2 separate regions of the Mus musculus genome follow, and region 1 is linked to region 2. A link is a loop called in an ENCODE intact Hi-C map of the cell type or tissue named here. Cell type or tissue: gastrocnemius. All regions are shown on one strand. Links, peaks and the distances in the headings refer to the core of each region. The heading gives the core; the rest is flanking DNA. Region 1 overlaps Arhgap6 (Rho GTPase activating protein 6). Region 2 overlaps Arhgap6 (Rho GTPase activating protein 6).

Region 1 (2,803 bases), core at 72-2,571, 370 kb before region 2:
CCTGGAACTCACTCTGTAGACCAGGCTGGTCTCAAACTCAGAAATTCACCTACCTCTGCCTCCCAAGTGCTGGGATTAAAGGAGTGCGTCACCCTGCCCAGCTCCAAAAGCCTCTAACCAGGGCTTCCGCTCTCCTCATGTGCACATGTGCTTGTGTGTGTGTGTGTGTGTGTGTGCACATGCGTGCAGTAGAATGGCATTGGAACTCACTAGCTCTATGAGTACTGAAAAGATTGGAGGGTTGTTGACTGTGTCCCTTTCACTTTATATGCCCGTGGTTGTCTCACTTCACTCACTACACTGTATCCCACCAAGATCCATTACCTTATGGGATGATAAAATGTACATAGGGAAAGGAAAAGCAGCTGAAGCAGGGCCTGAAAAGGATGTGGGCAAAATCCGTGCATGAATACACAATGAAGAAAGCTCGACATCTAGATGAAGAAGAAGATTTTCATGCTGACAAAAACTTGGAGCTATTTTGCATGATCCATAGCCACCTGGTGGAAATCGCAGCTCAAAAGAGAGCTCAGAAAGACAGCGAGGAAGTGCAGTTGTGACTGTCTAGCTTGAGGGCATCACATATTTAAACACATGACAGCTGATTTCTGAGCCAGTGAAAAGCTTTACTCATCGCAGAGACAGGGGTTGTCATCCTCATGCCTCCCGAGTCCATTACTTCCAAACCAGGCTATGTTTTCATCACTGCTTTCATCACTTCAATCCTTCAGTTCTTTGTCCACACCACACCAATCTTTTCAAGTCACCCAAACCGTTCCTATTTCTTTCGTAACTGCAGAATACATTGCTCACTCTCTGATCCACAGTTAGTGCATTTTTGTTAAGGATGTCTGATTTATATACTCAAAGTAGGGCAAGAATCACAGAATGACTCTAAGGTGACTGTTAAGTAGAAAAGTTGTGTGAGGCCTTGACAGAAGTGCTGATCTGTCAATATGTCTATCAAGATTTTTAGGATCTTATTTTGTCTGAGTAGAGCAGGACATGATTATATGGGTAGAACACATTTTCTATGGTTTAAATAATGAACAAGAGCTGGAGAGAGAGAGAGAGAGAGCTTAGAGGTTAAAGGTTAAAGCTCACATTTCTCCAACTTGAAATAATTATCAAACCAACATTATGTTTATTGAAATAAGAAGATTTAATTTGGAGGTTAGACAAGAATAGTTATGTTATTTTAGCTTTAAATATACAAATGGCCAATTCTTTGGAGGGCTTCTAACTTATATCTCTTGGGTATTTTCATACAGTGAGTCTGGGTGGTTCTAGTTTAATGAGCCAGCATTTTGTCGCCACCTGTTGGTTAAAAGCTGATATTTCGCCCAGTGTATTTTAAAACACGGGATTTCTTAAAAACTGTGAATGCAAAGCACTAAATGATGTTTTAAAAAATATATATTTCCTCACATCTTCTTTACTTAGTTTACCATTTCCCCTTTACTATGGACATCATATAATAATAAGACTGTTGGTATTAGTTGGGTAACTCAAACCTGGGAGGAGGAGACTAGGAATAACATACTCTCCCTTCCAAGTATTAACCAAGGCGGACCCTACTTATCTTTCTAGGTCAGGTATGCTCTGAGAGGTATGACCATAGGCAAAATGCTTCCGTTTCTACATAAGTTCTCAACAAGTGAGTCTCTTTGGTAGAAGCTCTTTTTAGTGACCCAGCTGCCCAGGCTTCTCCCAGCTTACTGACAGCCAAGAGTGAGGGCAAGGGCCATCTCACTTTTTTTTTTTCATGGCTAGATTAAAAACATTTCAGCATTTGTTTCCTATCCAGTCTCTATCCCAACTATTTCATCTATGCTGATATAGTGTGAAAAACAACTGTAGACAATATGTAAATGAATAAGTGTGGTTGTGTGTCAGTAAAACTTGAATTTCAAATGCTAAGATCTGAGTTTCATATGATTTCCATGAAATTTCCTTCACTTCAGAATGTTCTTCAACTATTTAATTGTAAAAATCGTGTGTGTGTGTGTGTGTGTGTGTGTGTGTGTGTGTGTTCAGGTTAGAGTTTACTCCTACTCTTGAGGTCTGGCACCCTTTCCTTACTGCAATGGTCTGAATAACAAATCAGGAGAAATTTCTCAGATAGCTTGGAAAAGACACTCCACTGGCCAGAACTCTGTAGCATGCCTATAGTCGGGAGGGAGAAGGAAAGGTTGGTAATCATAGACCCCAGTAAGTTATACACTGTGACTCCCAAAGCACAGCTTCTGTTGAGAATGGTGCCATCGGTCATGAGTCCTAGCTATCGGGAGGCTGAGGCAGGAGGATGACCATGGTCAAGTTCAGCCTGAGCTGCATAATGAGCTCCAGGTCATGCGAAACCACCAAACAAGCAAGCAAACAATATGCTCCACAATATAACTGAATTTACGTATTCATGATTAGTTGATGCCATTTTGTGAATACTGTACTCTTCATAATCTTTTTTTTATAGGTATTGCGTTTTTAAACTCAAAGTTTTCAAGTTCAGTAATATGTTTAGGTTGTAAATAACAAAGGCACATGACTAAGAAATGACAATTACAGGGAGCATATTAGTGAACAAAAAAGAAATGGATTTTTGATGAAATCATGTAAACTGTATGAGAGATTGTATCTTTGGATGGATTAGTTTAGGGATCTTATTGCCTCAGTGCTGTTCTTGGTTGGAACTAACTTTCTCAAGGGAGAGCATGGGTACAATCCTGGAGGGGTGCGTAGTATTAGATTCTGCTTTTGCTGCTTAAGGGAGCGCACAAGGAGGATTAAGTGTTAGAATACTGTA
Region 2 (2,803 bases), core at 73-2,572:
CCGCCAGCAGCTGGAGCCCACCCTTCCAAAACACATCTTCCGGTCCAGACCCGGAAACCTTGCCTATGGACAATTGGACACTTACTTGTTTTTCTTTTTTGTTTTTCCACACTTTGAAAAAGCAACACAAAAGAAAGTCCACTTATTGATTCACTTCTACCCCTGCCATTTATGGTAAGATTCTATTGCATAGCCAGCCTTAGGAAAAAAACAAATAAACCAACAAACATGACAATTCCCAAGCTCAAAACAACCCACATTGGCTCTATGTAAGAAACTCTTGCTTCGTTATAGCTTAATTGTATTTGTGTCTTCAATTTTGACTATTGTATATTCTGTAACAAATTATGTATATCAATATGATATATTCACAGAGAAGACAGAACAATTAAAAATCACTGCACTTATATTACACACTGAGATATATTAAGCAACCAGATTCTATATGCTCTGGAATATGCACAAGCGGGTATCTGTGCTTTTTGCCATCACCTTTTAACTGGGGGCAGCCCCTCCCTTCAATGCCTAAGGAAATACTAACCAAACAAGAGAGAAAATGAGAAGCCATATTTTTATATAGTATTGAGACACAAAAGTTGTAGTCACTGAATGCTTTTTCATAGCAAGTATGTTTTAAGGAAATATTAAATTTGATACATTGTGAAATATATTTTTAGAATCTGTTTAGAAAGGACTCAGAAAATCAAATCAGAGACAGGTGGGACCCAAGAGTACTTAAGAGAGTTTCTATTCCACTCTAGGTCAAATTTAATTTTATATAGGCCACTAATAATATATATTTATAATGGATTACTTTTATGTATTTTTCAAAGCTACCAACTGAAATCCAATTTTAAAAAGCTTTAAAATCCAAATACACATTCAAATTATAGATCATTTCCCCCATCTGCCCAGTTATCAATATTAGCTCAATTACAAGCAATTCCTTGTAAAGTAAATCCTATGGGGGGGGAGCAAAAAAGCTACATCTTTGCGCTTACATTGTACCAAAGGCTGAGGAAATGTGTCTTGAGTATCTTCAGTAATATTGTGTGTATTGTAACGTATGTGTTACTACAGTAAACAGTACTTCAACAATTTCAAGTGTTACAACTGCAAAACCACTTTTGACCAGCAGGTGGCAGTTTGCTTCAGTATTTTCCATTGTTTTGTTTTGTTTTTCAAATCAGAAGGGTCAGTGTATTATATACTAAGTGGGATATATATGACGTGTTACTCTTAATCTTCATGTTGGCAGTGAAATTTTTCAGTGGTGTTTATTAAAATTCTACCTTGTGCCATGATGAGTAAAATGTTAAGTAAAGATTTGTTGTCAGCTCTTAGTTTTCATGTTGGCAATGAAATTTTTCAGTGGTGTTTCTTAAAATTCTATCTTGTGCCACAATGAATAAAATGTTAAGCAAAGATTTGTTGTCCGTCTTTAAATCTAACGAAGGAAGTCACATCCCATTCTACATAGATAATTCGCTACTCCCAAATTCAACTATATTACCTGTTTGCAATTCCATAAATATACACATACAGTTGGAGAGCTAGATTTTAAAATAGCCAGTAGCTTGGGGCTTGGGGACCTCAAGTCAGTGCTACTTAAATATGTAGAAATCCACAATGATCTGTTGCAACGAAAGGCTGGTTTTTTGTCACTTAGAAAGTGATTTGACTAGTTGACTCTAGCTGCATATGTATCAAAAGATGGCCTAGTCGGCCATCACTGGAAAGAGAGGCCCATTGGACACGCAAACTGTATATGCCCCAGTACAGGGGAACGCCAGGGCCAAAAAAAAAAAAAAATGGGAATGAGTGGGTAGGGAAGTGGGGGGGAGGGTATGGGGAACTTTTGGGATAGCATTGGAAATGTAATTGAGGAAAATATGTAATAAAAATAAATAAAAATAATTTTAAAAAAAGTTTAAAAAATTAAAAAAAAAAAGGAAGTGATTTGACGCCTAACAGAAACTCAGGGTTCATGCCTCTTGGCCAGGTGTCACTCAAAACAGTCGTTGAAAATTGTGTCTGTTCCATAGGCCTCAACATGCCGGACTGGCTCTAGGTATGGACTGTAGTGCTTCGTACTTGGGAACTAGTTGGGTGATCTTTGGGCTCTCACTAGGCTCAATACTTCTGATATTGGCTCTGAATATGGACAATTTGTCTGAAGCCCTCACTCAGTTCTGCCTTATGGACCCACTCAGACCACAGGTATATGGACCACAGGTATATGGACCACAGGTATATGGACCACAGGTATATGGACCACAGGTATATGGACCCACTCAGACCACAGGTATATGGACCACAGGTATATGGACCACAGGTATATGGACCACAGGTATATGGACCACAGGTATATGGACCACAGGTATATGGACCACAGGTATATGGACCACAGGTATATGGACCCACTCAGACCACAGGTATATGGACCACAGGTATATGGACCACAGGTATATGGACCACAGGTATATGGACCACAAGTATATGGACCTACAAGACTCACAGTGGTTGAGCACTCAGGTGGCTTTTCTATGCCACTCATCTTTATCCCAGTCCCTTGAATTTGACCACGGTCTGAAAAATTCTTTCTCCTCCTCTGAACCTCCTGATATTCTGGACCTCCCTCTCACCATATTTACTGTGTTATTTAAATCTTTTAAATTAAATGAATCAAATGATAGATATGAGTGGAAGGTATATCCATGTGACTAGATCTAAATTGAACAGAGAAATCAGCTGGATGCCCATGCCCTCTATTTCTTTGCCCGTTTAAGCTCTGGGGAGAGTT

Evidence for each region. Hi-C counts contacts between places; a loop is a spot of excess contacts. Peaks named below come from ENCODE experiments on the same cell type or tissue, not always from the same donor. Only the 100,000 strongest peaks of a DNase experiment are listed, where the experiment ranks them.
Region 1: it touches region 2 in a loop (8-fold over the local background); 23 of 42 quality-filtered maps call a loop at or near these places.

The regions. Positions count from the first base shown.
Region 1 is chrX:168,934,339-168,937,141 of GRCm38, forward strand. The region is part of intron 1 of Arhgap6 (Rho GTPase activating protein 6); the gene reads left to right. Among named protein-coding and RNA genes, the nearest start is that of Arhgap6, 140 kb to the left of the region's middle. In gastrocnemius, for the core only: a CTCF peak has its summit at 1,320 (motif pointing left); a DNase peak (open chromatin) is centred at 1,316.
Region 2 is chrX:169,303,014-169,305,816 of GRCm38, forward strand. Arhgap6 (Rho GTPase activating protein 6) reads left to right here. Exons shown (of 13, transcript NM_009707.4): 13 at 1-1,427. Among named protein-coding and RNA genes, the nearest start is that of Hccs, 16 kb to the right of the region's middle. In gastrocnemius, for the core only: a CTCF peak has its summit at 1,133 (motif pointing right); a DNase peak (open chromatin) is centred at 1,130; H3K27ac peaks cover 304 bases.